Regions from separate parts of the Homo sapiens genome. Here regions 1, 2 and 3 are each linked to region 4. Evidence: read pairs that join two places in POLR2A ChIA-PET (ENCODE). Cell type or tissue: MCF 10A. All regions are shown on one strand. Links, peaks and the distances in the headings refer to the core of each region. The heading gives the core; the rest is flanking DNA.

Region 1 (5,529 bases), core at 1,048-5,047, 64 kb before region 4:
TGTTCACTTAATAGCACCCTCCTTCCCAGGTCTGCAATCATTTTAGAAGGAATGCATTCTTATCTGGCGCTCAGTTCCTTCTCTGGCAATGTGAGGGTTAGGCTAGATGGTATCTCAGGGCCTTTCTAGCCCTTAGGTTTTTCTACTTTTAAAGTTCTTGCCCCTTCTCCTCATGTTTTCTTAAGGTATTTGCTTCCATAGGACTGAATGCAAGGTAATCAGAGACATAGCTGTTGAAAGCTTCTCTCCTGGTTTCACTTTTCTGCCCAATTACTAAGTCTTAAAGGCACGTAGTGTAGTTTAAGCTGTTAGTTCCTGGCCTCTTAAGACTGCCCACATTCACTTAATGTCTTGTGACTTGCAGCCTCCCAGCTTAAAATCTCAGTAATGAAGAACAAGATCTTAACCCTTGTATAAAGATAATGGCAGGTTACCCCATTTCCATAATCCCATGCAGAACAAGGGAGTTAGACTGGTCTCATTTTACAGAACAACCAAAATGTTATTGTGACTGCTTTGTGCACATGCACCGTGAAATGAGTCGGCTCTTTAATGATTTGGTTGCCACCTTATGGGTTGTCTGGGGGTCTGGGGTGGCAGGGGTCTCAGGCCTCCTTTCAGGGACTAGGCTAGTAGGGACTGACATAGTTTTGCTTCTGTGAATTCTTTCTTGTCTGTTTGACATTATGATCATATCGAAGATACAATTTATATCCCATTTCCCTATTTATGTTGTAGTGTAAACATTTTACAGTCATTCCCTATATAAATATATTCATTGGCTATGCAGTGCCCCAGATAGAATGCTTAACATGATCATGTTTAACTTGTATAGTTAAGAAAGAAAATCAGTTAATAACAAAATCAAATAGTGCATTTAAAAGTTCCCTCCCACCATCCTCCTGAACCTCTCTAGTCCTATTCCTCATAAGTGATCATTAAGTTTCTTGTATATCCTTCCAGAAATTGTCAATGCATATATGAACATACATATGCATAGTCTATATTTTCAAAAAGGTAGAACAGACTATATACACAGATGGGATCAGAATGTTGTTCTGTAACTTTGTATTTTAATCTTGTGTATTTTCCCAGATCAGGTATGTGTATCTTTTTAAAAGCTGCATAGACCACCTGTTATGGATGGACCATAATTAATTTAAGCAGTACCGTCTTGATAGACATTTAGGTTGTTGCTGAAATGCGCATCTTTTTACATACATCTGCATACCTCATTTACTCATCTGCTGTCTGCCAAGTATGGTTCTAGGCACTAAGGATTTAACTGTAAACAAGACAAACTCTTGTGTCACCCTTGTACTGGTAAAATTGTCAGATAAATTCTGGAAAATGGAATTGTTAGTGCATCGATTTATCACATTTCTTGAATGCATGTGGCATATAAGCCACGTAGACTATTTTACTGAATGTTTGATAAATCAGTGGATGTTCTCCCATCCCGCAGTATGGTCACCTCTTTCCAGCCTCTCAGTGGTTAATGGGTCATGTATTGAGGCTTCAGGAAGGTTGCTGCAGCAGTGAGGGGTAGTGACAGTCAGTAATGTATGTTTGCCAGGACTTTTAAGATTCCTTATGGTACAGCTTTGCAGTGTGTTCTTGCAACTGTGTGAGGAAATCAGAGTGGCTGGTCTGCACTTTACGGAAGGAACTGACACACAGAGAGATCAAGGCTGGGGGGCTGGAAAAGACTCATTACTTTCCATGAAGGTGGCTGGTGGCCAAGCTGGGCTGAGGGCCCAAGAAGAGGGGTTTTGCTTCCTGGGACTTCTTTAAGTGGTCCTTGGAATTTCTCCCACTTAGAGTAAAGCATGTGCAAACTGGAGGAGCAGTTTTATTTTTTCACTTACTATATGGAGACAGAGTTCTCAAGGACTTGCATTTCATGAATTCAGTTAGAGCTGCATTGTCCAATGTGGTAGTCACCAACAACATCTGACTGCTTAAATTTAAATGTAATTAAAAATAAGTAAAATTGCAAATTAGTTTCTCAGTTGTACTATCCACATTTCGAGTGTTCAGTAGCCACACGTGGCTAGCAGCTACCACATTAGACAGCACAGATATAGAACATTTTCATTATCCAAGCATCAACCTGGAGTGTATAAGGCTGTAGCGTTGTTTTTCTCCTAAACACTTCCACAAACACTTGAGTGTTTTGAGTCTAGGCTCACTGCAGCTTCCGCCTCCTGGGTTTAAGCGATTCTCCTGCCTCAGCCTCCTGAGTAGCTTGGATTACAGGTGCCCGCCACCATGCCTGGCTAATTTTTGTATTTTTAGTTAGAGATGGGGTTTCATCATGTTGGCCAGGCTGGTCTGGAACTCCTGACCTCCAGTGATCCACCCACCTCGGCCTCCTAAAATGCTGGGATTACAGGTGTGAGCCACTGTGCCCAGCTTGAGATCATCTTTACTCTCTAACTTTTAGGGAAAAGAGGCTCACAGGCAAGAGGTGACTTGGTGCCAGAAGTCACGTAGTTGGGGGTGCAAAGCCACAAGCACAGCCAATCCTCCACCTGTGTTTTTTCCACTCCAACCTGAGCTGTTGATCCTGATCCTTTGCATATGGCTTTATCTGTTCCATTGTCCTGCCTTTATGCTAATCTGGAGGGTTCAGATTGGGTGCCTACCATGAGTGGGGCCCTCTGCCAAGTAGCTCTGGGTCTGTGTTGTTGCTATGTCCCCAGACAGGAGACCACAGAATGAGTCAGCCACCTCCACATGGGGTTGCTGGTGCCCTGCAGATTCTGCCCCAAGACTGACGGCTTCCCTGTGAACCCTCTTGTGATGCGGTCAGGACATGCATCAACAGTTTATAAACAAGATTACAGGAAGCTCGGCTGCTGTTCTACACACAAACCCACCCCACCCACTGACATGCAGAGCTGGGACAGGTGCTGAAGAATGAGTCCATGGGAAGCTTGTCTTCATGAATGGGATAAAACCCAAGCTGGTAGCAGACTGACCCATTGTTTTCCGAAGTGGGGATGGGTAGACAAATGAGAGACCAAAACTGCAGTAGGGGCTCAGAACAATTAAAGTGCCAACTCTGAAAATCAAGACATTAAGGCAGGCGGGTGGGGACTTTGCCTGAAGTGGTCAGCTGGGATTTGGGAGTGATGAGAAATAACTGGTTTGAGGCTGAGAGACAAATGTAGGGATCATCATCACATTGAAAAAGCCAAGAATGCGGATCCCCATGCCTATACCTATGCTGATAACTTCTTGCTCCTGAAAACTGTAGTTGGGAAAGTTGGCAGAGGACACTAAGCAGTCAATACTGTTGTTATATTATTACTATTGTTATTGAGAGTAGTAGTAAACAGAAAGACATAAGTTAAAAATGATATTTATAGGCCGTCTTTAGAGATAGAAGAAACTGAACCTTCTGGCATACCAGGATATTCCTGTTGCGTGAGAACTCGTGGTTCTCAAACTTTGGTGGGCATTAGAATCCTCAGAGGGCTTATCAAACCACAGATGCTGGGCCCCACCCCCAGAGTTCCTGACTCTGTGGGTCTGAGCTTAGGGCCTGATAATTTGCATTTCTGACAGGTTCCCAGATGATCCTGATCTTACTGGTCTCGGGTCACACTTTGAGAAACACTGGTTTATACCATCAGGTGCTACAGAGAACTCAGTTTGTTTCAGTGGCATAGGTTTACAATTCTAAGGCCCTTTGACAAACCCTCTTACCCACAGCCCAACTGTGCTGGCTGCCTAGAACAAGCCTTTGTGCCACTGGAAACTGCTTTTGTCGTTACTCATCATGACTGTGTTTCAGATTTTTAGTGCTAACCACCTCGAAGTCTTGAGCTGCTGTAAGGTGCCTCTCTTACAGTGGGTGTGGTGGGTCACACAGATGAAGTGTAAGACATTGCCCTGCCCTTAACAGATTAACCTAATTTAGGGGCGGGGGGAAAGGCAAACACAGTAAAGAAATGAGCATAAAGAGACAATTAAGTGTACTGAACTTTAGGAGCTAACATATTCCAAGGTGAGGATTCCTGGGGGGTGGCATGGTCAGGGAAGACTTCCAGGAGGAGCTGGAACTTGAACTTAAAACAGGAGTAGCATTTGGGTAGGCAGACGACCTCCTAGTTTAGGCAAATAGGGCTAGCAGAAACCCAGAGGTGGAAATGAGTGTGTTGGGGTGTGTCTGCTGGGAAGCAGAGTACATTTGGGCAAGTAGAATGAGGCTAGGTGGTGAAAGGCCCCTGGGGCCTGGCCAAGGAGCTCAGGCTTGATGGGAAGGAGAAAATAATCTTGAGCAGAGAACATGATGATGTCTGCGTTGTAGGACAATATACTGGGGAATGTGGGGTGTGGATTGGGTGTGTGGGTGGAGGGCTGAAGACAGCAACACTGATCAGGAAGCTGTACTAAGTGTTGGTCTGTAAAAGTCTAGCTCAGGAGGATGGCAGGTAATGAAGAGATACTAGCCCAAGTCCATTCAGAAAACATGCACTGCAGATCTACTGTGTATCCACTGTAGTTGGTGCCTGGGGGTACAAGGCTGGACAATTACAGTCTACTAAGGGAGAATAATATATAGAGAATTTCAGTAAAATGGGCTGAATCCCATGATGGAGGTATGCACAGGAGGTGAAAATAGAGGAGGGCCTCATGTCCAGGACACCTTGAGGGAAGGATCAGCTGTGACAATAAATTCTGGCCAACTTTCCTATGCCTCCTTTAAACAAAGAGGTCTTATGTTTGCAGACTGAAAAGGGGATCCTACCCTTTCCTCCCCTGTCATCTGTAAGGCCCTTGGTGATGCTGCAGCTCTGTGGCCTGTCCCTCAAGTACACCCTTGATTGGATGACAGCAGTGCACTGCTCTGTTGGTTAGGGATGTCTATGCAGGTGTTTCTTCTCATTTTCTTACTTTTAAAACACAGGAAATTTTAAAAGGAAAAGTTTCACTCAACTATTTGTTATCCTCATGCACTTTTGCATCTGTGTTCTCTAATACAAAAATTGAATCAAACCATACATATCATTTGTGCATGTTCACTTATTATTTTATAAACATGTCCCTTATGATGTTCATACTTGCTATTTTAATGTTTATATAATTGTCTATTGCATCCAGAACATCTGATTGCCAAAGCTGTTCCTTAGTGGAGAATGCTTAGCTTGTTTCCAGCTTTTTCTTGTCTATGAAACTATGTTCTTTCATTTGAAGTCTCTCTAGAGGCCAAATTCCCAGAATACAATGCACCTGGACTCAGATAATCTGACTTTAAGTTCTAGATCTGTGGCAAATTGGCTCTGTGACTGTAACTCTGTGAGTCTCAACTTCCTGATCTCTATAATGGGGAGAGCACTGACTGTGCAGGGTGTTGAGATACTGTCTGAGGCCAATATATGAAAAGTGCTTCATAAAGAACCTGCATATAGGGTAGAGTTGATATCACCTGGTGAAAGCATGTGAGTATTTTTATGGTTCTTTTTTAAAAAAACAGATATAATTTATATACAATTCACCCATTTATAGTGTCCTAAAGCC
Region 2 (5,529 bases), core at 850-4,849, 58 kb before region 4:
AGGAGTTCAGGACCAGCCAGGATGACATAGTGAGACCCCGTCTCTAAAAAAAAAATTTTTTTTTCAATTAGCTAGGAGAGGTTGGCACACATTTGTAGTCCTAGCTACTTGGGAGGCTGAGGTGGAAAGATCACTTGTAAAGTGAAAAAGCACAGTAAAGTGAGGGTGGGCCCACCACTGCCTTTAGATCCTCTCCCCTGCAGCCCATGCAGGTTTTTCCGAGTTAAGGTTTGAGCCTCCCTGCATTTCAGTGACTTCCTGGAGTCGGGCTCCCTATGGGTGGGAGGGAAGAATAATGTCTACTTCCTTCTTGGCTACCTGCTAGATTGATGTAATCTGTACTTGGCCTCACCTCCTCCAGCTGCCAGGCCTTCCCCTGGCAGGCACCAAGGATGAGTTGTCTGACACATGAGGCAGGGTGAGAAGGGAAGAGAATGGGGCCACCTGACAGGAGACCTGTCTGGTCCTGCATCTGTCACTGCCCGGGAGAATAGGTGATGTGGGCAAGTTCCTTTCCTTTGCTAGGCCTCAGTTTCCCCATTTATAAAGTGAGGTGACGGTAAGAAATTCCTTTTATTTCCATGGTTCCATGAGGTTTGCCAAGTTTTATTGTATACTGGGGGATCTCTGACGTCTTTCTTGGTTGTTTCTGCCCTGCTTTGGTGAAGTGGGAATGGAGTTGGGGGAGTTCCTTGCTTCTCTTGAGCGTCTAATATAGGTGACGATGTTGTACGTCCTTAGCTGGTGGTTGCCAAGGGCTGACATATACTGTATAGACCAGGACATGATATAAGGAGAAAAAAGTCATTTTTGCTCCCTGGCTGGTCAGTCTGGGGGCTTATGGCCTCTGATGGTAAAGGCTGACATTCTGCCTCCTGACTGTTTTTTGTTAAATTGGCAAAAGCTACATGTGTCAGAACTCAGGTGGCTACACATCTTGGTGGCAGGTGCTGCTTTGGTGGCGGAAGGATCAGGTTGGTCTGGGAAAGCTGGATGGACCAGTGTGGTGAGCGGAGACCACTCAGTGTGGGTTGGTCCTGACACCCTCTCAGGAGTGATGGGATGCCAGGAGAGGCCATAGGGAGAACCATGCTGAGCTGGCTGGGTTTGTACGTGTTGCAGAGGGTTTTTTGTGGGGTTTTTTTTTTTTTTTTTTGAGTCAGGATCTGGCTCTGTCACCCAGGCTGGATTGCAATAATCCGATCATAGGTCACTGCAGCAGCCTTAAACTTCTGGGCTCAAGTGATCTTTCTACCTCAGCCTCCCAAGTAGCTAGGACTACAAATGTGTGCCAACACGCCTAGCTAATTAAAAAATTTTTTTCTTTTTAGAGACAGGATCTCACTATGTTGCCCTGGCTGGTCCTGAACTCCTGGTCTCCAGTGATCCTCCCACCTCAGCCTCTTGAGTAGCTGGGATTACAGGCACGCACCACCATGCCCAGCCATGTTGCAGAGTTTTATGTGGTTTGAATCTGGTTCTTCTCCCAGATCTAGTCTTTGTGTTTACTTCTTCTCCTTTGTGGGCAAGACAGTTTTTTGTTTTCCTCCCCTGCCCACCCCTACCTTGGCTATCTGTTTCCCAGTATTTGCTGTTGGCCTTAGGCATGAGGGACTCTGGGCAGATTGGTATAAGCCCATTCCTATGTTGGGAGGGCACATGGCTGTCCTCCCACCCTCTGAGTTGCTTCAGACATTCCCTTTCCACATCTTCTCCAGCACCTGCACATCTTTCCGGAACTGCACATGATATTCTTGGGCTGGCATCTATGACTTAGGTCAAGGAAAGGTAAGTTTCTGCTCTTGTATCTAGTATCTGTGGTGGCTGAACTTACCAAACCCTTGATCAAACACACAACCTCACACACAGAGCCTGAAAGTGAATCAAAGGGTTTGAAATTACTGCTCTTTGGGAAAATCTAGGTAGGATGACTTGCCCTGAGCTAACTGGATACCCCTCCTGAGAAGAGCCTCTTGGCTTCCCTGAGACCACAGGACAGAGCACCACTCAAGGATGGGTATTGGGTTCACTCAGAAGACATGTCTTTGTCTTGTCAAACCCACAATCTTGCACCCTGAAGTGGGGGCCTGAGGCCAGAGCACAACAGCAGGTGGATCAGTTAAGCTTTGGGCTCAGTTTCCCTGTTTGGGAAGTGGGGTCTCTCGGCTAGTCACCTTTCATCCTTACTTAAGTGCTAGGAGGATTAGGTAAGAGAGTGTTTTGAAAGCTCATGAAAACCTTCATCTCAAAGGAACTCTGGGAGTAGAAGGAATTAACGTTTCAAAGGAAAGATAAGTCATCACTGATTTGGCACTGAAGCCAAGAGTGTAAGGTCAGAGAACAACCTGTGGCTGCTGAAAGGGAGGGTGTGGCTCTCAGAGTTACAGGATCATTGGGTTGTGTCCTTGGATGACTCAGGAGCGGTGCTGCACGTGCTTAGTGCTTTTGTATGTGTGCCCTGGAGCCTGTGCGAAAGCCCGCTGCCAAACCAAGGGGCCCACTGTGGAATTATTGTTATGCAAGCTGAGGGGAAAGACCCCACCAAACCAGCCAGCAGTTTCCATTGAGGCCTAGCAGAGACCCCTATCTCCACCCTTGAAGAGGGGCAGTAATGTCTCTGAAAGTCTCTATCCCACTAAGGTGCTCAAAGTCCTCAGAACACTTGTCTAAACCAAGCTGCCCCATCCAGGCAAAGGTATCAGCATGAGGCAAGCCATAGATTATGATGAGGATTTTTTTAAAAAGTGAGGGTCCCCCTGTTGAATTAATGGATCTAGGCATTGATCATCAGAAGCTGGTAATATCACAAAGAGAGATAGCCAACGTTAGGCGCCTCCTGATGGGAACACACAGCACCACCAATGAAGGAGTCTTGCAAGAAACTCAAACCTGAATCTGATCAAGCCTCTAGATCCAGCTACTCATTTACAGGAAATACAGGGGGCAGAGGAACATGTAAACAATACTATCAGGAAGTGGCCAATAAAATCCAGACAGTGAGAAATGGTATAGGTCAAAAGACCTGGTATTTATGACAAATGAAGTATAAGAAAAAGAGAAAAATGGAGGGATGGAGGGGAGCTCTGGGAAGGGAGAGAGAGAGAGAGAGAAGAACCTAAAGATTAAAAGAGGCTTAAGAGACATATCATTTGCAATATGTGACCTTCCTTGGGTTTTGATTTGATGGAACAAACTGTAAAAAAAAGTTAAGGCACATGGGGGAAATATGAACACCAAATGGATATTGATGACATTAAAGAATTATTGTTAATTTTAAAAGGTGTGATAGGCCAGGTGCCATGGCCCATGCCTGTAATTCCAGCACTTTGGGAGGCTGAGGCAGGCAGACACTTGAGGTCAGGAGTTTGAGACCAGCCTGACCAACGTGGTGAAACCCCGTCTCTACTAAAAATACAAAAAATAGCCAGGTGTGATGGCACACACCAGTAATCCCAGCTACTCTGGAGGCTAAGGCAAGAGAATCACTTGAACCTGGGAGACAGAGGTTGCAGTGAGCTGAGATTGCGCCACTGCACTCCAGCCTGGGTGACAGAGCAAGACTCTGTCAGAAGGAAAAGAAAAGTAAAGAAAAGAAAAGAAGGAAGGAAAAGAAAGAAAAGAAACTTAAGACCCAAGACAGGATGACTGATTTGCTCTTGATCACTCAGCTGATTAAACCCAGGTAATGCCACCATGGGTCAGCAAAGAAGTAGGCGAATCCTGGTGATGCTGGAAGCATTGGATGCCCTGTAAGGACATGATTTTGCAGTCTGCAAAGTGTGTCTAGGTCTCTGCCAGAGCAATGCACTGCCTATGATAGAGTGCTATTGCTAAACCTTCCCACTAATGCAGATTAATTTCACACCCTTTGCAAGTGTTGCTATTCCAAGTTTTTCCTCACTCAGCCGCTGAAAAGGGACAGAATCTAGAGATGTGCTCTGGATCGAAGTCCAGCCTTCAGAGTTAGAAGAGAAGAGCCAGTAGGGGGTCGTCTGTCCATTCTATCCTCAAGGGGTCTCCCCTGAGATCAGTTCTTCCCCACCTTATCTTGTGGCCTTATTGCATCCACCCACCCTCCTCAGCCTCCAAGCCTAGGTCCCATTCCTGCAAATTCCTGCTTTGGGTAAATTAATAAAAGAGTCAGTCTTAACACTACCCCACCACCTCTGGTCCCACGACACACACACACACACACACACACACACACACACACACACAGGTCCCACGACACACACACACACACACACACACACACACACACACACACACACACACAGTGTCTCAGTCTTTCTCTCCCTCCCTCTCTCCTCCTCCCTCTGCTGCTGGTTTCATTAATTAGGCGATTCTTTGTTTAAAAGACCCAAGACTCTAAGGAATGATACTTTACAGATGAGATATCAGTGAGTTTATTGGGTGAGTTGGGGGCACAAAGGCCCCCTGAATTCTTACCAAATAGCTGCCTACTGTATCTGTGTGTGAGATTGATGGGAGTTCATACTATCATCCCTTGCATGTGTGTGGCCTTTTGCAGTTTACAAAGCATATTCACTTGCATTGCTATGTGAGCCTCATAGAAGCCTGACATAGGTAGATATTAGCCTCATTTTACAGAAGTGGAAACTGGAGCTGGGAGAGTTTAGTATGTGTTCTGCCAAGTCCTCCAGTTGGTCATCTATCCATCCATCCATTAATTATGAAATATTTTTTACTATTATGGACAAATTATGTTGATAGATGCTATGGAAGACACAGGGACAATAGGAGAAACTGTTAAAACCTTTAAAAATGTGTTCATCTTCAAAACGTATTTTATTGAAGGACATATATTGTTTATTGCTAGAGCATGTAGAGCTCATTTGTGTTTCCAATAAGAAGACTTACATAAAAAAAGGAATTTCTGATGAACTCTGTTAATAAAAATGTTTTAAAGTAGTCCATCCTTTCCTCTTAACACTATGGTTGATCTGCGTTGAGCTGGGACGTTTCCACCAGATGGGGATCAGAGGTGCCACCTTGGAGGTTGACTGTGCCACTCTCCCCAGGGCCCTGAGCTTGGCTCTTCTGCAGTAGGAGTTGGCAATACCTGTCCCCATGAGCCTCCCAAGGATTTGAGAGTGTAAAATGAGAGGATTCATGTGAAACTACTTTGCAAATCATGAAGTTGCTCTTCAAGGGCTACTTTTATTCACAGAAGGAGTCACTCAACAGATATTTATTAATTTGTGTTTGTTCATAATACTGCCTTTACCAAGGTAGGAAAGCAAATTTTCAGCAAAGAGGGTCAGAACCAAAGGAAATGTGGCATGAATATTGGGGTGCCTAGGATTCTGTTATGCAGTGGATTGGGGCCTTGCCGTAATATTTTCTAAAACAGCACTTCTCAAACTTTAATGTGTATGTGGATCACCTGGGAGTTATGTTAACACACACATTCTGATTCAGTAGTGCTGAGATGAAATCTAAGATTCCACTTTTCTGACAAGCTTCCAGGTGGAGTCAATGCCGCTGGTACAACATTTAGGAGCAATG
Region 3 (5,529 bases), core at 479-4,478, 110 kb after region 4:
GTGTTTTAAGCATGGTGCGGTGGCTCACGCCTGTAATCCCAGCACTTTGGGAGGCCGAGGCAGGCAGATCATTTGAGGTCAGGAGTTCGAGAGCAGCCTGGGCAACATGGTGAAACCCTGTCTCTACTAAAATATAAAAAAATTAGCCGGGCATGGTGCAGCACACCTGTAATCCCAGCTACTAGGAAGACTGAGGCAGGAGGATCGCTTGAACCCGGGAGACAGAGGTTGAAGTGAGCCAAGATCACGCCACTGCACTCTAGCCTAAGCAGCAGAGTGAGACTCCACCTCAAAAAGAAAAAAGAAAGAAAGAAAAAAACAGTGTTTTGGGAAAGAGTGGTGTGGTCAAGGTGAGGGTGGCTAGTAGTCAGGGCTCACTTGCTGACACTAACAGTATTTGCTAATTGTATGCAACTGAACACAGTTGTATTCAATTCTCTTTTACACACAGCTCTGAGGGTGGAAGCTAAGGAGATGGTAAAAGAGGGAGTCTCTTGATTGGTCTTTAAAGTAAGCAGTCCTTTTCTTGAAATAGAATGGGCAAAACCAGGCTGGGCACGGTGGCTCACCCCTGTAATCCCAGCACTTTGGGAGGCCAAGGCGGTCGGATCACAAGGTCAGGAGTTCGAGACCAGCCTGGCCAATATGGTGGAACCCCATCTCTACTAAAAATACAAAAATTAGCCAGGCATGGTGGCACACACCTGTAATCCCACCTACTTGGGAGGCTGAGGCAGGAGAATCGCTTAAACCTGGGAGGCGGAGGTTGCAGTGAGCCAAGATGGTGCCATTGCACTCTAGCCTGGGCAACAAGAGCAAAACTCCATCTCAAAAAAAAGAAAAAGAAAAAGTGGGCAAAACCAGTACAATTTTACAAATTCAAGAAAGACAGAATATCATATTTGTGAGTGACGTAGATGACATCAACAAGTTAAAAGGAGGAGCTTTTGCTTGTTGTTTTTGAGTATGCTTCACACACAATACCCAGATCATAAAGCACTAGCAACAATGACATCACTCCTCATGTAGCTACTCCCTTACATCATTTACCAGAAATACACATTTTATACATAGAAACTTAAAAGCTACACACCTAAGACCCATCATTTAATGAGTACTTAATATGTGCCGTATGTGAGCTTTACATATATTTTACTCCTCAGAGGAACCTTGTGATAACAAGAACTGGCATTATAAATTGACACATAAGGAACTGAGGTTCAGAGAGGTCAAGCAACTTGCCCAAGGTCACACACCTGGGGTAAGTGGGATTCCAGAATTCCCACCAGTGTCTGACAGTGAAGCACATGGCTCCTAACTCTTGGACTAAACTGCCTCATGTGACACACAAACATGTATCTAATTTAACCATGGGAAAGCACTCCCTCGTCTGTCTATACCGTAATTTCTTACATTAGTGACACATTCATGGCTTGTATGTTTGTGTGCTTCTCCTACGCCTCCAATTGGATTGCAAACTTCTGGAACGCAGAGGCCAACTCTATTTTTTGTCCCCAAGTCATCGGTCAGTTTAATTGATGCTCGTTAGAATATCTGGAAGGAAAGACACCATGAAGGTGGCTGGAAAGGAGTAAAACCAGGTACAGAAGGAGGAAGATGGAGATGGGGTATTCACTCAACAATTTAATGTCCACTTGGACCTATGTTAGGCGCTGGAGATATGGTGAGGACTGAGCCAGTCTGTGTCCTTCCCCTCATGGGGTTTCACGTGGAGGTCGAGGTCATGATCAAGGATGTAAGTCACCCAAAGGACACTACTGTGTTCCCAAGCAGAAAAGAAAACCGAGGAGCCAGGCCCTGGCATCTGCAGGGTTCTGGCAGTCCCATAAGGCGCAAAGACATGAACAAGGTGGAAGAGTAGGTCAAGTGAAACGCTTTTATGTGATTGAACTTAGCCGGCCGGAGGGCCGGGGCCGCTGCGATGAGAGATAAAGAGCGTGGGGCGCCGGGTGCGAGGCGGAGATAAAGGGGTGAGGCCCTGGCCCTGCCGCCGGCCGTAACACGTGTCCCTTCGCCTGGCGGCGGGGTCTTCCCTGCCCACCACGAGGAAAAGGGGGCGCACTGCATGGCCCCCCACTCCTCACCACCCTTTGTGAAACGCCCCCAATTGTGCTTCATCTGTGGAGTCAGGTCCCCGCAGGCGGTCGGGGCTGCCCGGATTCCGCGACGGCTGAAGGGTGAGGGCCGCGCGGTAGCAAAGTGTCCCCAGCACCTAGCTTGGCTCCCCTCGCTCCCAAATCCCTTTCCCCTTTTCGCTCAACCCCCAACTCCACCTCAGCCGCCTTCCTCTCGGTTCCCCTTTCACCTCCCGCGCTGGGCCTGTTGGGCGGGGCGAGGGCTCCCGGCTGCGCGAGAGTTCCGCCCAAATCTCGTGAGACTCGCCTGACGCCGCCGCTGCTGCCGCCGCCTCTTACGTCTTTCCCTTTGACAAGTCGCTGCTGCTGCAGCAAAAATAAAGGACGCGACCGCCGCAGCCTCTGCGGAGCCGGGCTCGGGTCGCCGGAGCCGCGCCCCACCCCGCCAGCTCCAGAGCCACGTACGGTAACGCATCATCTACCGTCCTCCTGGTCCTGTGTGTGTGTGTGTGTGTGTGTGTGTGTGTGTGTGTGCGCGCGCGCGTGTGTGCTTTGCCGGCCGCGCAGGGCCGGCCGGGGCCGTTTCGGGACTGCAGCCGAGCGGGGCTGCTGGGGTCCCGGGTGGGCGGCAGGCGAGCTGGGGGAGCCCTCCTGGCGCGCCGCGGATCCCCCGGGTCCCCGGCTCTAGAGGCCTCCTGCCGCCCGGGCGCCTCGGAGCAGCGTAGAAGCCGAGGCGCCCGCGGAGAGGGCCGAGAGACCCGCCCCTCCAGCGGCTTACAACGTCTGTGCCCCGGCCCCGCTGTGGTCGCGTCTCTTTCTGCTTCATTCCTTTATCTGCTGACCAGCTCCTCTGCCCCGGCTGGGGCTCGGTCCGCGGGCGGCGGCCGACTCCCTCTCAGGGTCCGGGGAGTGCCGCGACCCCGGTGTCCCCAGGCGCCGGCCGCCTTTAGCGGGGTGGAGGCTGGGACGACGTGTCTTCCTCCTCTCCTCTGCCTTTGGGTGAGGGCAGCTCATCATCTGCTAAACCTTTCTCCAAATCTCCCGCCCCAATAAAACAACAAATTATAAAGCCTTTGCAACCGGGAGGCGAGGCGGGGCGCATTGTTTAGTCTTAAGCGTGAGATGAGGATGATGATGGTGATGACAGGAGCTACCCCGGGGAACATGGTGAAATCTGTTCTGTGATGGGTGGCAGGTTACTGGGAGACACGAGGAGGACAGGAGCTTGTACCACCTCTCCCAGGAGGTTATGTAAAAGACATGTTATCTTAGAGAGCTGTGAAACACAGGGACAGATTTGTCTTAGTTTAAGAAATGTCTATAATACTTAGAATATAGAGATAATTAAATGATGGGAATAACAAATCTGAACAAACTAACCCATCTTTGTAATTCCATCTCCAGAGGTGGCATTTCATGGTTAACATTTTATTGTATTTCCTAACAGACACATTTTTTTTTATCCTTGCTTGGGACTTCCTCATTCTATATTTGTTCCAAAAATGATTTATTTTATTTGAATCAGTTCTCTGGCCTGCTTGATTAAAACTGGCTGCTAGTTCATTATCACTGGCTGAACTCTGCCATCACTATCTTTTTCACTGGGCCCTTTTCCAAAATGATTGTTAGCTAAGTGGTTTGAAAAATCAAACGTTAAAACATTGTCTGTTTGGGTCTAGTACCTATGTATATATTATATTTTTACAATTCTGTTAGTGGTGGTTGCTCAAAATGGGGCAGTATTTGTAGAAGGGAAAGAAACTATGATTATTCATAGTGGGAAGAAACCTATTTACCTCAGGTTTTATGAAATTGATTTCTACTGGATATTTTTAGACCAAAATTGTTCTGTGACATTGTTTCATAGTGCCTGTTGTGATTAGTGTGGGATGAGTATGTCTCTTTGATATATGTGTTTCCATAGCCTGCGTTTATACAAGCAAAATTGAATGTCCTAGGTGCCTGTCTTATGCATAAATGTACGTATATATGTATAGAGACACACACACACACACACGTATTCTGCACCTATACACATTTATATATCTTGGAAGTGAGTTAAGATGTATTGCTATATTATTTGAGAAAAGATAGCATTAGGAAGGGCAAAGAACAGTCATAATATTTCCCCCAAATCACATGACAAGGTTGTATGGCAGAATGAGATATCTAGGGAGGTTGGAAATCTGGAGCCTTTTAAAAATAGGATAGATTGTCATCTGGGGTTGTTGTTATTGGAATGGATTAAATGGCCTATTAAGGCCTCTTGTAATTCTAAACTTTTATGAATTTTGCGTTCCCTAAGGTTCTTATCATTTTGCTTCTTAAATTTCCAGTCATGCTGTTTGCATGTGACACATCCATTCATTTGCTGGTCATGTATTCCATTTCCAATGCAGGCACCCTGATGTTGCATGGAAGAGAAAGCAAATGTAAATGCGTCACTTAATCTGCTTATTAATATAAACATCTCTTGAAAATCTCAATTTAAAGAAATTTTGGAGAATGTGTTGGTGATTGGACTGGATTGGGTTAGTAGAGGGTGCAAATAATAAATAGTAATAACAATTCCAACGTTCCAAGCATGTTTTCCCCCAAAAAAGTCATACTGAATACTCCCTAATATTTGAAATAGAAAAAAAAGGGGGCTGGGTATATTGAAGGAGCTGACCTTTTAAAATTTTTAAAATTCAGATTTTCAGATCTTAAAATGATGATAATGATGACATCGTGGCTTGGAGAGTGAGAAGGTTGTGTTAGGATAAAAAGAAACTTGTGAAACAAAACTTGAATGTTATAGTTGGATAACTATATAATAGCAAGTAACAAACTTACTATAATCTGTTGAAGCTATTTTTAAAAATTGTAAATAGAACTTTTGGCCAGATTACAGTAGCTCACGCCTGTAATCTCAGCCCTTGGGGAGGCCGAGGTGGGAGGATGGCTTGAGCCCAGGAGTTTAAGATCAGTCTGGGCAACATGGTGAAACCTTGTCTCTATGGTAAATACAAAAATTTGCTGGACGTGGTGGTGCATACCTGCAATTCCTGCTATTAGGGAGGCTGAGATGGGAGGATCAATTGAGCCTGGGAGATTGAGGCTGCAGTGAGCTGTGATTGCACCACTCTACTCCAGCCTGGGAGACACAGTGAGACTCTATCTCAAAAGCAAAATAAAACAAAACAAACAACAACAAAGGTCTACACAACTTTGGCTTAACATACACATGAAATACATTGTTGTGAGCATGTATTGCAGATTATCATGATGTTGAAAACATAAAAAGTTGGTCAAATCATTTACAGAGAAGTTTGCAAAGCCAGGAAGGTCACATCTGCTAGCATTTTCTTTAACTACAAAAAGTGAAAAAGAGCATAAAGTAGTTGTTTACTTACTAGATGCCAGATCCGATTTTCATGATTTTAGTTTGTTC
Region 4 (5,529 bases), core at 597-4,596:
CTTTGTAAACTGTGACAAAATGAGACACATGTGACTCCTTTGTAAACTGTGAAGTGCTACAAGTTTTGTTCTACACGGACCTCTAGGTTGCGTGTGTGGAGGAACGCAGGAGGAGTGTGAGAAGCAGGCCCTGCCTTCAGCCAGTGTGCAGTCTAGCAGTGATATGGTTTGGATCTGTGTCCCCACCTAAATCTCGTGTTGAATTGTGATCCTCAGTGTTGGAGATGGGGCCTGTTGGGAGGTGACTGGATCTTGGGGGCGGATTTTCCCCTTAGTGCCTTGGTGCTGTTCTCATGATAGTGAGTTCTCACAAGATCAGGTTGTTTAAAAGTGTGAGGCACCTCCCCTCTCTCTCCTTCTTGCTCCTTCTCTGGCCAGGTAAGATGTGCCTGCTTTCCCTTCACCTTCTGCCATGAGTGTAAGCTTCTTGAGGCCTCTCCAGAAGCAAAAGCTGCTATGCTTCCTGTACAGCCTATGGAACCATGAACCAGTTAAATCTTTTTTTTTTTTTTTTTTTTTTTTTTTTTGAGATGGAGTCTCACTCCATCATGCAGGCTGGAATGCAGTGGTGTGATCTCCGCTCACTGCAACCTCTGCCTCCCAGGTTCAAGCGATTCTCCTACCTCAGCCTCTGAAGTAGCTGGGATTACAGGTGTGTGCCATCACACCCAGCTAATTTTTTTGCATTTTTTCTTAGAGATGGGGTTTCGCTATGTTGGCCAGGCTGGTCTTGAACTCCCGACCTCAGGTGCTTTGCCCACCTCGGCCTCCCAAAGTACTGGGATTATAGGCGTGAGCCACTGCGCCCATCAGGTATTTCATTACAGCAATTCGAGAATGGACTAATACAAGTGGGGAAGGCAAGACTCACTCACAGAGCTCTTGGTGGTGGTTGGTGCTATGGATCAAGCTTGTTGCATGAATGGAGATGGGAGAAGGAAGAAGAGCTGGGCTGCATATCCAAATGATGCTTCTGGAGGAAAGAAGGTTTGGGCAGGGCCTGGAAATGTGGTTAGGAGTTCAATAGGCAGATGATAAAGATTCTCATTCTGGGAAGGAGAGACATCATCAAGGAAATAGTCACAGAGACTATGATAACACCTATAGGCCACTTTATATGCCTTGTTTGATCCTCCTAGTAACCCTCTTGAGATAGGTTTTATGATTGTTATTCCTAATTTATAGGTGAGAAACCTATGCTGAGAGAGGTTCAATAACTTGCCCAGTGTCAGGCTGCTGATAAATGGCAGAGCTGGGATCCGAACCCAGATTCCAAGGCGTGCATGCTTAGCCATTATCTATATTCTCCAAAAGCAGGATGTGTGAGAGATGCATATGTGACCGCATTGGCCCATTTCTTTATTTGTCCAGTAAACAGTAACTGGGCCCTGCTATAATGCCAGCCGCCCTTGGGTGCTGGGGATGGAAATGAAAGGCAAGGCCCTTGTCCTTCCTTATGGGGTTTTAGTATAGTGGGGACAGGACATGTAAGGAAGGAATTGTAGTGCAGCTGATTCTCTGCCAGAGGTGTGTGCAAGCTGGGGACAACTAGCTGTGTGTTGGAGGGGAGGGAGATCATAGAAGAAGTTCCAGTGTGTGTGGGAACTGGGTGGAGAGGGGGAGAAGGAGCTTGTCAGGAAGGCTGTTCCAGCAGAGTGAACTGCAGGGTGGGATGGGGTGATGAAGAGGTAGCAGAGAGGTAGCAGAGGGAAAGCGGGCAGGGAGTAGGAGGTGGGGAAGCAGGGCCTTGAATGCCACACAGAGGCACGTATTGGGCATGGGCCACACTGAAGACTTGTGGGGAGGGGCTGGCTGTGGTCCCATCGACAGTGTGTGAGGACAGGGAGCTGAGCACCCTCAAAACCTGTCCACAGAGGCCTAGCATGGAGCGGCCTTCCTTTCTCAGGTTGCCCAGCACTGCCTGAATAATCTGGGGCTGTGCTTGACATGGCTGGTGAAGATTGGTAGGCAGCTTCCTTGTCCCCACAGCACAGCCCTGGCTGGGCCTCTGCTTTGCTGAGCAGAGCAGCCTCACTCAGCAGCAGGCAGGCCACACGGGCATCTGGAGAGGGCACTGGGCTGGAGGTCCTTGCTCAGTGACCTTGGTAGTTTCTTGATGTCTCTGGGCTGCTCTGACATGAAGGGACTAAATGATCTCTGAGGTCCCTTGCAGCCCCAACATTGTGAGCTCCCAGGGATGACTGTTCATGCTGCATCCCAGAAAAGAATGAGCAAACATAGCCACTGTTGTCTGAAATCTCATTGGGTGCTGCTCCTTACATAAACCATCTCTCTCAATCACAGAACAACCCCGTGGCTCAGTAGGTTTTGCCCCCATTTTATAGATGGGAAACTGAGCCTCTAAGAGCTCCAGTGTCTGTCCAGTTTTCATACTGTGAACAGCAGAGCTGGGATTTGAACCCAGACTTGCCTTTGTCTTTTGTACTTTATGACATAGCCCCCCAAGGGTGTCTTCATCCTGCTCAGACTTCAGGACACGCTGTGCTGGGCCCACAGGCCATGGGTGCCCCACCGGACAACCACCTTCTGGTCGGCACCACAGCAGGCACCTCTGGCCAGATCCCCCAGGACACAAAGGAGCACGTTGGCCTCTCCCATGGGTGCCTCCCTGGCGGGATGAGCTGGGTGGGTTTGTTTTGACAAGGGTATTTCTGCCTCCTGGTGGCAGGCAGGCCCTGGGCTGGGCAGTGGCGGCACCTGTGGGAATGTGACCCCTCCCTCCAGCCGTGCTTTGGAGGTGATGTCAGGTATGTGGGTGAAGTATTTGGTTGAAGTAAATAAAGCTGGAGGAGAATGACAGGAGTGGGGAGTATGGATAGAATCGGACTGCCCCAGAGGGCACTCTGGCTTGGACCCAGCAGTGTGTGGTTGCAGCAGCCTGTTCTTCCTGACCTGGGGCCAGGAGACCTGCGCCTTTACACGTCCTGCCTTAGAGCCCAAAGCAGTAGGAATTTTCACAGCCAGCTTGGGAGGTTGTGCCATCTCGAAACTGCAGAGCCCAGAGCTTGAAGGGGCTTTGGATGCCATCCACTGCCTGACTTACAGTTGGGGGGCTGAGGCCCAGAGAAAGGACGTGGCCTGCTTAAGCTCACATGGCCTTGGGTGGTGGAGCTGGACCTGCAGTTTTCCAATCTGCAGGCCTGGGCTCTTTTGCACCACCCTGCTCTATTTGGGGAGGGTGGAAGCAGAGAAGCTTAGACCAAATTCCTGGGGAACTGCCACTCTGCTGACCCTTAGCTTCCTTTTGGACCCTCCCTTAGTGCCGTTCCTTCCTGCTCCATCCGCATCACAGCCCTATAGGAGGAATGCACTCTGGAGCCCCTAGTGGTGGTGCGGGGCCTGGCAGAAAAGGAGGAGCCTCTGGCCCTGGATTCTTTCAATTCATTTCCTCAAATATTAATGGAACATGCAGGATGCAAGACGCCACAGGGGATACCAGGAATCCTAAAACCAATTTGAATTTTCTCAGGGAAAAGGCTGCCACCCAGGAAAGTGGCATCACCTGTGAGAGACAGCCTACAGCTTAGGACTGCCAGCAGGCCAGCGTCATCAACACGGAGGGGTTAGAGCACAGGGTTGGGGGAAGCTCAGGGAGAAGTAAGGGAGTTAGCTGGGTGGTCAGGGTGGCTCATGTCTGTAATCCCAACTACTCAGGAGGCTGAGCGGGGAGGATCACTTGAGCTCAGGAGTTTAAATCCAGTCTGGGCAACATCTCATCTCTTTTTTTAGAAAAAGATTCTCTCTAAGTAAGGGAGTAAGGGGAGGCAGGGTTGAGGGGGAAGAGGCTCTGAAAATGAAGAGGAGTAGGACAGGCATTCCAAGCCAGAGCAAAGGATGGAGTTGAGATGTCGTTGTGGAGTGGTAGTGCCCACCCTGCGGGGATATAGAGCAGGTACAGGCAAGGGATGGGTGGTGAGGCTGGAAAGAGAGCATGGGGCAGTCAGTGCCTTGACTACTTCAAATATCAGGTGGGGCATTTGGACTTTCTCCGGTGGCCAGTGGGACCACTGAAGATATTTAACCAGATTCAGTGATGTGTTGGGGAGAAAGGGATTGGACTGCCAGGGAAGCCCCCACCCCACTGCTCCCCACTGATTGTGACATTACAAGCTGTTGCACCTTGGCAAATCATTTAGCCCTGTGTGAGCCCCGTTTTCTTATCTGTGAAATGGAGTTTATAACAGTACCTATCACTCAGCGTGGCTGCAAGGATCACATAGAACACTAGCATCAAATTTGGCTTAGTAAACATGCTGTAAATGTTAGTCCCTACCCTCTGTCCTGGCTGTCATCAGGCTAATAGTGGAGCTTGGGACAGCAAGAAGGAAGCCTGTCTGAAAGCAGGTAGAGCTTCAGGTTTAGGGGCCCAAATCCCCTGGCCAGCCTATAGGTACCTTGGTGGCCTAGGAAGGAAGCAGAAACATGGCTGGATAGCAGGGAGCCATGGCCTCTGTTTACTCCCAATCAGGGCAGGTCTGAGTCTATGGGTATGTCTGGTCCAAATGGCCCAATAAGTGAATGGTGAAGGTAGGGACGAGAACCTGGGTCCTGACGACCCAACAGAGCATTCCTACTGCCCCACGGCCACCTTCCAGCCTGAAACCCCCAGGCTTCATCCTTTTATCCAGACCCAGCTTGGGTGTTCGCCCTGCCAGGACCTCCGTTTTCTCATCTGACTTGAGGACCTCCTGCTCAGGAGCTCCTGAGGCCAGGGATGGGTTCTGGGGCTACTCACTTGCATGGAAGCATCACCAGAAGAAAAGGCACCCTGGGGTAGGACACAGGTGCCAGAGGAGGAAAACAGCTGTGTCTGAGCCAGGCACGAGGTTGCCCCAGGTTGCCAGGCCAGAGTGGCATTGCTGCTTCTCTCTGGGATAGATTTTTTTTGTTTTGTTTTTTTTGAGACAGAGTCCCTCTCTGTCACCCAGACTGGAGTACAGTGGTACGATCTCAGCTCACTGCAGCCTCTGCTTCCCGGGTTCAAGCAATTCTCCTGCCTCAGCCTCCTGAGTAGTGGCAACTACAGGCGTGTGCCACCACGCCCAGCTAATTTTTGTATTTTTTTTAGTAGAGTCGGGGTTTCACCATGTTGACCAGGCTGGTCTTGAACTCCTGACCTCAAGTGATCCACCTACTTCAGCCTCCCAAAGTGCTGGGAATACAGGCATGAGCCACTGCGCCCGGCCTCCTGGGCTAGATTAATAAGACCCCTGAGAAGCAAGGAAGGGGAATCATTTAGTCTAGCGGTTAGGAGCACAAACTTTGGGGCCTGAGAGATAAAGGTTAAAGTTCCTAATGAGGGATAATACAAACTAATGTTATAGTCTCGGTTTCTTTTCTTTTTTCTTTTTGACAGGGTCTCACTCTGTTGCCAAGTCTGGAGTATAGTGGCACAATCATAACTTATTGCAGCCTCAACCTCCTGGGCTCAGGTGATCCTCCCACCTCAGCCTCCTGAGTAGCTGGGACTACAAGTGTGTGCCACCATGCTGGGCTAATTTTTAAAAA

The links. Peaks named below come from ENCODE experiments on the same cell type or tissue, not always from the same donor. Only the 100,000 strongest peaks of a DNase experiment are listed, where the experiment ranks them.
Region 1: POLR2A ChIA-PET joins it to region 4 with 28 read pairs; 6 of 35 experiments call an interaction of 5 or more read pairs at or near these places.
Region 2: POLR2A ChIA-PET joins it to region 4 with 25 read pairs; 5 of 35 experiments call an interaction of 5 or more read pairs at or near these places.
Region 3: POLR2A ChIA-PET joins it to region 4 with 10 read pairs; 7 of 35 experiments call an interaction of 5 or more read pairs at or near these places.

Annotation. Positions count from the first base shown.
Region 1 is chr15:64,008,166-64,013,694 of GRCh38, reverse strand. All of the region lies in intron 2 of DAPK2 (death associated protein kinase 2), which reads left to right. Among named protein-coding and RNA genes, the nearest start is that of DAPK2, 36 kb to the left of the region's middle. RefSeq lists enhancers at 2,507-2,556, 3,414-3,503 and a silencer at 3,874-3,933. In MCF 10A, for the core only: no CTCF peak of the experiment used is centred there; DNase peaks (open chromatin) are centred at 2,724, 3,764 and 4,254.
Region 2 is chr15:64,001,664-64,007,192 of GRCh38, reverse strand. The region is part of intron 2 of DAPK2 (death associated protein kinase 2); the gene reads left to right. Among named protein-coding and RNA genes, the nearest start is that of DAPK2, 42 kb to the left of the region's middle. In MCF 10A, for the core only: no CTCF peak of the experiment used is centred there; a DNase peak (open chromatin) is centred at 2,352.
Region 3 is chr15:63,830,855-63,836,383 of GRCh38, reverse strand. It overlaps HERC1 (HECT and RLD domain containing E3 ubiquitin protein ligase family member 1), which reads left to right and starts at 2,436. Exons shown (of 78, transcript NM_003922.4): 1 at 2,436-2,557. RefSeq lists enhancers at 2,248-2,377, 1,551-2,414, 2,415-3,280 and a silencer at 2,618-3,047. In MCF 10A, for the core only: no CTCF peak of the experiment used is centred there; a DNase peak (open chromatin) is centred at 2,383.
Region 4 is chr15:63,943,269-63,948,797 of GRCh38, reverse strand. The region is part of intron 4 of DAPK2 (death associated protein kinase 2); the gene reads left to right. Among named protein-coding and RNA genes, the nearest start is that of MIR422A, 75 kb to the right of the region's middle. In MCF 10A, for the core only: CTCF peaks have their summits at 2,658 (motif pointing left) and 3,352; DNase peaks (open chromatin) are centred at 2,847 and 3,327.